2 separate regions of the Mus musculus genome follow, and region 1 is linked to region 2. The links are chromatin loops, found by intact Hi-C in ENCODE. Cell type or tissue: heart. All regions are shown on one strand. Links, peaks and the distances in the headings refer to the core of each region. The heading gives the core; the rest is flanking DNA.

What was found. A loop is a pair of places that touch in the nucleus more often than their neighbours do. Peaks named below come from ENCODE experiments on the same cell type or tissue, not always from the same donor. Only the 100,000 strongest peaks of a DNase experiment are listed, where the experiment ranks them.
Region 1: a loop joins it to region 2, with 2.4 times the contacts of the local background. A loop is called at or near these places in 1 of 42 quality-filtered maps.

The regions. Positions count from the first base shown.
Region 1 is chr17:26,096,863-26,102,273 of GRCm38, forward strand. It overlaps the pseudogene Gm8186. Among named protein-coding and RNA genes, the nearest start is that of Nme4, 4.1 kb to the left of the region's middle. In heart, for the core only: a CTCF peak has its summit at 2,568 (motif pointing right); a DNase peak (open chromatin) is centred at 4,869; H3K27ac peaks cover 273 bases.
Region 2 is chr17:26,241,111-26,246,521 of GRCm38, forward strand. Fam234a (family with sequence similarity 234, member A) reads right to left here and starts at 3,132. Exons shown (of 13, transcript NM_001206335.1): 1 at 2,896-3,132. In heart, for the core only: CTCF peaks have their summits at 2,421 (motif pointing right), 2,668 and 3,017; a DNase peak (open chromatin) is centred at 3,101; H3K4me3 peaks cover 1,689 bases; H3K27ac peaks cover 1,326 bases.

The sequences.
Region 1 (5,411 bases), core at 109-5,108, 140 kb before region 2:
CCACCACCGCCCGACTTCTCACTGTGTATCTTGCTGGCCTGGAACTAGCTATGTAAACCAAGCTGACTTTGAACTCACAGAGTTCTATTTAAATACCAAGATTAAAAGCATTGCCAGGGCTGGAGAGATGACTCAGTGGTAAAGGACACTGACTGCTCTTTCTGAGTTCAATTCCCAGCAACCACATGGTGGCTCACAATCACAATGGGATCTGATGCCCACTTCTGGCATGCAGGCATACACAAAATAAAATTTTAAAAATCTTTAAAAAGAAGGGGAAAAAAAAAAAAAGCATTGCCAGCCGGGCGGTGGTGGCGCACGCCCTTAATCCCGGCACTTGGGAGGCAGAGGCAGGCAAATTTCTGACTTTGAGGTCAGCCTGGTCTACAGAGTGAGTTCCAGGACAGCCAGGGCTACACAAAGAAACCCTGTCTCAGAAAACAAAAACAAAAACAAACAAACAAACAAAAGCATTGCCACTAATCTAGCAGTGGTGCAGCACTCTGGTTGGGTTTTTTGTTTTTTGTTTGTTTGGTTGGTTTGGTTTTTCCAGGCAGGGTTTCTCTGTGTAGCCCTGGCTGTCCTGGAACTCACTCTGTAGACCAGGCTGGCCTCCTCTGCATCTGGAACACTGCAATTAAAGGCTTGCACTGGCACTGACCTGCTAGTGGCGCTCGCCTTTAATCCCAACACTCAGGAGGCAGAGGCAGGTGGGTATCTGTGAGTTTGAGTCCAGCCTGGTCTACAGAGTGAGTTCCAGGACAGCCAGGGCTACACAGAAAAGCACCTGTCTTGAAACAAACAAACAAACAAACAAAATAATAATGATAAAGAAATAAGGGGAAAAAAGCCATCGCCACTACACTCAGCTGTTTTTCTTTTTATTTTATTTACCTATTGATTTATCCATGAAGTGTATGTGTAGTGTATGCACATGTGTATGAGTGTGTATGAATGTGTGTGTGATGTATGTATGAGTGTGTATGAATGTGTGTGATGTATGCACATGTGTATGAGTGTGTATGAATGTGTGTGTGATATATGTATGAGTGTGTATGAATGTGTGTGATGTATGTACATGTGTATGAGTGTGTATGTGTAGTGTATGCACTGTATATGTATGTAACATGTGTGTATGTGTAATCTATGTACATGTATATATGTGTGTGCTATATGTGTGTGTATGAGTGTTCCTGTCTGATGTGTGTGGTGTATGTACATGTGTATATGTGTGTGATATAGGTGTGTGTATGAGTGTACATGTGTGATATAGGCACATGTGTATGTCTCTGCACAAAGGCCAGAAGAAGTCATTGGCTGTCCTTCCCCATCACTTTCCACCTTATTCTTTGTGGTAGAGCATCTCCCAGAACCTCGAGCTCTTGTTTCTTGTAGGAAACTGACAGTGAGCAACCCCTCAATCCTCCTGTCCTCACTACATCATTGGTTTTGCAGTCATTCTCTGGTCCATGACTGGGCTGTTCCAGACTCAGTGCAGCAAGCATTCTTCTTTTTTTTTTTTTTTTTTTTTTTTTGGTTTTTCAAGACAGGGTTTCTCTGTATAGCCCTGGCTGTCCTGGAACTCACTTTGTAGACCAGGCTGGCCTCAAACTCAGAAATCTGCCTGCCTCTGCCTCCCGAGTGCTGGCATTAAAGGCATGCGCCACCACGCCCGGCTGCAGCAAGTGTTCTTAAGCATTGAGCCAGATATCCACCATCTATTGCTACGATTGTTGCTGTTCAGACAGGATTTCTTATAGCCCAAGCCGTCCTCAGACTCATCATGTAGATAAACTGATCTTCCTCCTGAATTTCCCATGTACTGGCATTACAAGCAAGGGTCACCACACCAGGTCTGTGCCTTGCTGAAGTTCAAACCCAGTGCCCGAACATGCTAGACAAGTTTTCTACCATCCCCAGATCTATTTATTTATTTATTTATTTTGAGGTGAGTTTTAACCTGTAGGTTATCCTGACAGCCCTTGATTTTATTTTATTTTTTTTTTTTTGAGTATCACAAAAGTTTATTTAGTAAAAAGTTCCATATGAAAATGTACATGACCTAATTCTACATCACAATCAAACAGGCCTTTGAGGAGGGATGTGGACACTGCTTGCTGAGCACAGGTCAGACTCTTTCCAAGGCTTCTAACATGATGATGCTGTTTCCTCGGATGACCACCATGCCAATGTTGTTCTGTTGCCCACTGGTTGCCATCTCCACACACTCGTCAATCACAAGGTTCATAAAGGGATCAAAGCCCCGCAGTATTCCTTGGACATGCCTGCCACCGTTTAACTTCAATGATAACTTCTTGTCCATAAACTTCTTCAGCTCGGGAGGGTGGGCTTTGCTCATGGCGACTCCTCTGCGGGCTCGGCACAACGGCGAAGGCAGCCCTTGATTTTAAAATCTTACTCCCCCACCACAAAAAAAAAAAAAATCTTCCCAAATGTTGGGAGCGCTGGCTTGCACCACCAGGCAAGACTCCACATTGATTCTATTATTATTAATTTTTTTTAAAGATTTATTTGTTTATTTTATGAATGTTCTATCTGCATGTACACCTGCAAGCCAGAAGAGGGCATCAGATCACATTATAGATAGTGGTGAGACACCATGTGGTTACTCTTAACCACTAAACCAAACCATGTCTCCAGGTCTCCAGCCCTCTTATTGTTAATTTTTTTTTTTGGTGGGGGGTTACGAGACAGGGTTTCTCTGTGTAGCTCTGGCTGTCCTGGAACTCACTTTGTAGACCAGGCTGGCCTCAAACTCAGATATCTGCCTGCCTCTGCCTCCCAAGTGCTGAGATTAAAGGTGTGAGCCACCAAGCCTGGCGGTAATTATTATTCTTACTTTTAATTAATTTTTTATTTATGTGTACATTTTGTACCTGCATGAGTTTGTGTACCTCACATACATGTAGGTGTCCCAGGAGGCCAGAGATTATCAAGTTATAGCTACCATCCCAGGTCCACTGTGGAGTAGTAAATACTACTGAGTTTTTCTTCCTTTCTCTTTCTCTCTTAGACTTCTTTCTTTCTTTCTTTCTTTCTTTCTTTCTTTCTTTCTTTCTTCCTTTCTTTCAGATTTATTTATTTTATATATGTGAGTACACTGTCACTGTCTTCAGACACACCATGTGGTTGCTGGGAATTGAACTCAGGACCTCTGGAAGAGCAGTCAGTGCTCTTAACCGCTGAGCCACCTCTCCAGCTCCCCTGTACTGATTCTTAAGGTTAACTGGGCTGTTTGAGTTGGTCGATTAATGCCTTTCTTCAAGTCTGAAAAATAAAGGTATTTTAACCAATACTTTTTTCTGTCTCAGTCTCTTTCATACTCTCCGGGAACTCTAATTTCCCTTTAGCCCTCTTTCTGCCCTACTAAAGTTACTACTGGAAGTATGTAAAACATGCAGGAATGAGGGCTGCTTCTATGTAGAAGGTCCAGGGTGTCACTCCTGCCTGCCAGGTCGGGTTACTTGCTGCCAGGCACCAAACTGAGCCTTCAAGCCACAGCACAAGGCATGACAAAGCCCTCCCTGCACTGCTTGGAATGGGGCAGAGACACTCAGCACAGACCTTACCCCAGGCTCTCCACAGGCCAGAATGTTTACTTGAAGTTGTTGGCCTGCACTTTCTGGTTCATTGGTACCCAAGATCCAAGACCAGATGGGTTTTTGCTGTTGTTGTTTTGTATTTGTTTTGTTTTGTTTTGTTTTTGTTTTTGTTCACTTCATGGTTAATCTTGTTAGTCAGTGTAATAGGATCACAAATGATCTAAGAGACAAGCCCACTGGTCTGGTCTGTGAATCACTGCTAGGAAGGATTAACTGATAGGGAAGACCCTCCCTCAGAGTGGCAGCACCATAGTTGGGGGGAGGTGGCTGGGGGTGGTTGGGGGGGGGGGCAAATATAGAAAGGTCAGAGGCAAGAGCTGGGCTGCTTACTGGGCCTTTAATCCCAGCACTTGAGAGGCAGAGGTAGGTGGATCTTTGAGTTTGAGGCCAACCTGATCTACAGAGTGAGTTCCAAGACAGCCAGGGCTACACAGAGAAACCCTGTCTCAGAAATCCAAACCCAAAAAACCAAAAGACTCCCTCAAATCGTAGATTGTTATAAATGGGAAGTGGTGGTGCCATACCGCATAGCGACAGGGATTAGCTAGATGAACAAAGATGGGCAAAGGAGAGCAGTGATTGACCCAAAGTGAGTAGAAAATGGAGATGGAGAGTGGGATGGGGTGGCATGGGGTAGGGGGCTGGGGGCTCCCTGAGGACCTGAGCTCAGTTCTCAGCATCCACATAAAGGTAGAAGGTGACAACTGGCAAGGTTGTCCAGTGGCCTCCACAAGTCTACTGTGGCATTCACCAAACTTGTCCACATCATGTGCACGCACACACATGCACATACTACTACTACTACTACTACATATATATATGGAGAGAGAGACACAGAGAGAGAGAGAGAGATGTGTCAATCCTTGCTTAGCATAAACTGGTAAGTCTTTATGGTTGATTAGAACTTGGCTCAGTGTGGAGTAATCCTCCTGCCTCAGTCTTCTAAGTATGGGGATTGCAGATATGTACTGTCATACCCTGAGCTACCACTTAGATGAGTCTAGAGAATGACTGGAGGAAAAGGGCGAAGCAGCCCATAGCTTCATGTTGAAATCCTTTCCCTTTGTGACTGGCATCAGGGGAGCAGTGGCCACTCTGGAGCAGGAGGCGGGGAGGTGGGGAGGCGGGGAGGCAGGGAGGCGGGGAGGCAGGGAGACAGGGAGGCAGAGAGGCAGGGAGGCAGGGAGGGAGGGAGGCAGGCAGGCAGGCAGGCAGGCAGGCATGCATGCAGAGTGCTGACTCACATGCTCAGAGGCAGGAGGCCCTGTGCACAGGGAAAACTGCTGACTACAGTTGTGCTCAGATCACCACAAGCAGTTTTAAATTTGGAATTTGCTGTTATTTCTCTCAGTAAGCAAAACCTGCCCACCCAGAGAGATCTTCCCAGAAATGGGTGCTTTATTTTTTTTTTTTCAAGACAGGGTTTCTCTGTGTAGCCCTGACTGTCCTGGAACTCACTCTGTAGACCAGGCTGGCCTCGAACTCAGAAATCTGCCTGCCTCTACCTACCAAGTGCAAAAAAAAAAAAATTTTTTTTTTTAATTTTAAGATTTATTTAATTGATCTAAGTGTTTTGCCTGGACATATGTCTGTACACCACATGTGTGCCTGGTGTCCGAGGAAGTGGTGAACCTCCACATGTGAGCAAAATACCCATACACTTAAAATAAAAATTAAAGAAAAAAACAAAGGAAAGAAAGATGGGAGTGGCAGCAGCTTCAGTGGATTAAAGCATTCAGGAGGCAGAGGCAGGCTGATCTCAGATTTTGAGGCCAGTGTGGTCTGCAG
Region 2 (5,411 bases), core at 147-5,146:
ATCTGCTGGTCATGTTACTCCTTTTACCATTCCAAAATGACTCATCGCCACTTTGGAACAAAGTCAACACCCTGGATAACACCAGGTCTTTCCATCCTTGGTTCCTGTCTGTCTGTCTAGTGTCATCCTTCCCATGTCCCATCGTGCTGTAGCTCTGCACCTGTCCCTTCATCTGCCCTTCCCCCTCTACTTGCTCCTACTGTATCTGTAAAAGCCCAGATGTGCCCAGAATCTACTGGGACATTTCCTATGATGCTTTACAGCATTGTGGCTTAGTTGCCTCTCACACTGCTCTGGGTCCTCTCCACAGAGAGTTCCAGAAACGTAAGAGCACACAATTGTCCTTGCTTCCCCATCCCCCATCATGCCCCGCCCCCCAAGGACAAAGCAGAGTGAGTGGTAGCTGGCAGAAAATAGACTGAGGCACGAACTGAATACATGTCCTTAATGTGGTCATCAGCCTCTCTCGGGAGAGCTATTTACTAGCACATGTGTTCATAAACACATTAGAAAAACCTTACAGGATCAGGTGACTTTAAATGCCAATTGTAAACACAGGATGTCAGTTAGATGACAACACCTATTACCATGCTTTTCTCTGGAAGATTAGTTCTTTCTTTCTTTCTCTCTCTCTTTCTTTAAAAGATTTACTTATTTCATTTATATGTAAGTACACTGTTGCTCTCCTCAGACACCCCAGAAGAGGGCATCAGATCCCATTACAGATGGTTGTGAGACACCATGTGGTTGCTGGGAATTGAACTCAGGACCTCTGGAATAGCAGTCAGTGAGCCATCTCGCCAGTCCTAGTTCCATTTTCTTTTTCTTTCTTTTTTTTTTTTTTTTTTTTGGTTTTTGGCTTTTTGAGACAGGGTTTCTCTGTATAGCCCTGGCTGTCCTGGAACTCACTTTGTAGACCAGGCTGGCCTTGAACTCAGAAATCCACCTGCCTCTGCCTCCCGAGTGCTGGGATTAAAGACGTGTGCCACCACACCCAGCTACCTAGTTCCATTTTCTACAGGGAAGTCTGCTCTTCCAAGTGTCCAACGTCATGCTGGGGTGCTGAATGCTTCCCTTCCCTGGGAAAAGCCCCAGTCATTCTCACAAAGCTAAAGCTCATGTGAATGCGATGTGGAAACTTGTGCTGTAATTACAGGGAGTAGGCACCCTTCCCCCACAGGCATGGTCAGTAGCAGGATTTTAAAATATAATCACAAGGGGCTGGCAAGCTGGTTCACAGGTTCAGTCCCCAGCACTCACGCGGTGGCTCACAACCATCTGTAACTCCAGTTCTGGAGGATCCAACACCCTGTTCTAACCTCCATGGGCACCAGGCATTCCCATGGTGTGTGCATACACACTCTCTCTCTCTCTCTCTCACTCACTCACATTCTCTCTCTTCTCTCTCTCTCTTTTCCAGGCAACAGAGTTATACACATAAATTCTAGAAAAAAAACATAACATTCACAAGCTGGACTTGGTAGCATATATCTGAGACCCTAGTACTTGAAAGAGCAAAGAGGCTCACCTCTGGTTTGAGGCCAGCCTGGTCTATACCATGAGTTCCAGGCCAGCCAGGGATAAAAGCAAAATTTGTCTCAAAAAACTCCATTCCCAAAAGAGAGTTGGGGAGCTGGGGAGGTGAGGAGCTGGGGTGCTAGGTCGGTTAGTAGGGTTCTGGGATGGTGACACAAAATTCCACCACTGGAAGACTTGTGACAAGAGGATTCTCTGGAACCCATATAGAGGAGGGAGAGCCCCTACAGGTCACTGTCCTTGACACACTACACCTACACTCACTCTTGCATGCACACACTCATTTCATAAGCTCTGCTGTACCCACCTCCTATGTACCTAGTAATACAAAAAGAATGTGGAGGGGGGAGTTAGACTTTGCAAACTGGGTCATAATGACAGTGGTTTCTATCACTCCCTATCGCCCCACTTCCCTTACAGATAACTCTTCTGAGGGAAGGCAGATACCAACAGAAAACAATGAGGACTCCTGCCACTGGTCTTTTGAGTCCACTATCTTGGATTTGGATCCCCCAACTTGGCGAGAGTTACTGGGCCATCATCACCCAGGTAGACTGATTCCCTACCCACAGAAAGTGTTGACTAATAAAGGTTGTTTTATTTTGTGCATTTGGGGAAGACCGCATATTGTAGCCCAGGCTTATCTCAAACTCCAAATTCATATGTCTCAGCCTCAACTTCTGGGATTACAGAAATCCACCACCACACCTAGGATAAAGATTGCTAGGATAAACCAATAAACTTCTTGTTTGTTATAAAGCAACATATAAGGAATACAAGGAGGCAATGGAAGGAGTAAGAAAAAACGCCAGTACAGAGAAGAAACAGACAGCTCGGTGTAATGAGGCAGGAAGATTGCTTCCAGTTCAAGGCAGCAGGAGGCGGTGGTGGCCTTAAAAGAACATTAGAACTGTGAGGGTGGAATATGAAGACAACCCCATCACCAACCACTCCTGACCGTACCCACCTCACTGCCTTGGGCCTGAACTTGAAGAACATGAACTGATTCTCACTGATACTAAACACACGGGGCCCAAAGAGCGTTAGGATTTAAGGAACATGTCCACCGGAGCACAAAGTTCCTCTGGTAGGTCAACCCCTGTCGCTCCGGGTCACCACAGCGCCCTCCAGGGAACAGACACGACGGAGCAGAGATTTGTTTGGCCAAGTTGAGCACGCTTGAGGGTGCCAGGCCCTGTGCACTGCTACTCTGGGAGCTCAGGCGGGGCCGACCTTAGCTGTGAGCTGCAAGTGGAGGCGGGACCCGCTCCTGGCCCCCACTAGCTCCGGGCGATCGAACGCAGACGGCTTTGGCCGGAACCAGCTCGCGCGTTAAGAGTTACCTAGTCCGATCCTGACCTGCTCTCGGACCTGTCCGCGAGATCCTGCTCCTCAGCAAGTGGTACAGGACTGGCGAGGCTGGCTCAACTGCGGTCCCTGGAATCCGGGATCCACATCCCCAAGGTTCCCGGGAGGACAGCGGCTGAACAGGAGTACAGACTACGCCGGACAGCAGCGCCCCTCCCCGGCGCACCCCGGTCCGCCCGGCCCCGAGGGCAGCGTGCCACGCCCCCACTGGGCCCACCCAGGAGGCCCGCCCCGCAGTAGGCCCCGCCCCAGAGAGGCTGTGACCCCCCCCCTTAGTTCGGCCCACCTGAACTGTGCGTCACTTCCTGCCAGCGGAAGGGGCGTACCACAGCGATTCCGTTCTGTTGACTGAGTCGGTTGCTTAGCAACACGGCCACTGTGTCCAGTGTTGCCCTTTTCGAGCAGAGAGCCTGTTTGTGCAGGAGCATTTTGGCATGATAATGCTGTGATGGCTTAGGCCTGGTGTTCCCATACTAACCCCAGGAATCCATGAATGGAGACAAGACAGAAGGCCCATGCTAAGGCTTCTTTTTTCTAGCCTGCGTATCTTTCCGATCACTTACTGGCCACGGTATTTTCTTTCCTCAGTGCACACGCAGGCACATAGAGACACACACTACGACAGAAAGGGAAGATCAGAGGACAGTTTTGTAGAGCTGGTTCACTTTCGCCTTTATGTGGGTTCTTGGGATCGAACTTAGGTTACAGGCTTGCACAATAGCTTGGCAAGGACTTTTACTCTCTGAGTAGGCATAAATTTTTTGCAACCTACTTTTTTTTTTTTTTTTTGGTTTTTCGAGACAGGGTTTCTCTGTGTAGCCCTGGTTGTCCTGGAGCTCACTTTGTAGACCAGGCTGGCCTCGAATCAGAAATCTGCCTGTCTCTGCCTCTCCAGTGCTGAGATTAAAGGCGTGTGCCACCATGCCCGGCTGCAACCTACTCTTAATAAGGGTCCAACCTCTCCTCTAGCCTACAACCCAGCAGAGGCAGTGGAAGAGAAAAGTTATTAGGATATGGGTGAAATGGACCGGTTCAGCAATAATTCTTTAGGGGTGAGCTAGATCTTCTTGGGCAGCAGTTCAGTCCCATAGCAAACACCAAGTACAATTCAGCAGCTGCAGACCAGTCCTCTAGGGGGGCAGACACCAGACACTAACCACCAGCTGCAGTCCAGTCCTCTAGGGGGGCAGACACCAGACACTAACCAGCAGCTTCAGTCCAGTCCTTTCAGCAAGCAGACACCAGGCAGCTGTAGTTAAATCCTGAAGAAACTTCTAGATTTGCCAACCAGCCTGATGTGAGGCCGCAGAAGCTGCAAGCTGCCATAGGAACCTCACAAGCAGTTCTTTGGATAATTTCTCTCAATGGCAGTGTTACCACAAGGTGAGCTCAACAATGCTATGTAAGGCGAACAAATACATGCGTGTCTTTAGCAAAGAATAGCAAGGCAGAGCAAACCAAATCTCAGTGCTCCTCTCCCACTGTCTGTGGGGTCACATTTATACTCCTTTATCAAGAGTCCTTACACGTGTCTGCTATATCCAACAAGCATCCTTTCACTTGTGTCTGCTTCAGGAAAACAGTCTTTTATGTGTTTGCTTTATCAAGACATCCTTTCAGCTAGGCAGTGGTGGCGCACGCCTTTAATCCCAGCACTTGGGAGGCAGAGGCAGGCGGATTTCTGAGTTTGAGGCCAGCCTGGTCTACAGAGTGAGTTCCAGGACAGTCAGGGCTACACAGAGAAACCCTGTCTCAAGAAAAATGAAAAAAATAAAAAATAAAAAAGACATCCTTTCATCCGTGTGTCTCAGCAAACCATCATTTGGCATAGCTAACTTTCTAAAGAACTAGAAGTTTCCTCTTGGTGTGCCATTACACTGATTTTATATAGTGCTGTTAATCTAACTCAGAGCTTTGTGGTTGGTAGATAAGCGCCTTACCAATTCAGGTACAACCCTAGCTGCTGCTGCTTCTTCTTCTTCTTCTCCTCCTCCTCCTCCTCCTCCTCCTCCTCCTCCTCCTCCTTCTTCTTCTTCTTCTTCTTTAAGATGGAGTTCTTATTTAGCCCAGGTCAGCCTTGCATTTTTTTTTACATATTTAAGGCTAGTTTTAAACTCCTGTTTTTCCTGCCTCTATCATTTGGTGGGATTATAGGCCTGCAACACTACACTTAGTGATCTGAAGGTTGGGGAAGGTTATGGGAGCTTAACCCATGGCCCAGTGTATGTTAGGCAAACACTCTTATCACTGTCACTGATAAGACCCAACCCTCAATACACTTTAAATTGTTAATCTATTTATTGCTGATGGTGCAGTCTTATTACTGTGGATAATTACTCATTACTGTGTGTCCTGGAACTCACTCTGTAGACCAGGCTGGCCTCAAACTCAGAGATCCTCCTGCCTCTGCCTCCCAGGTGTCGGGATTAAAGGCATGCGCCACCACTGTCCAGCTGAGAGAATGTCTTGCTAAAGCAAACACATTAAAAAAAAAAAAAAGACTGGGG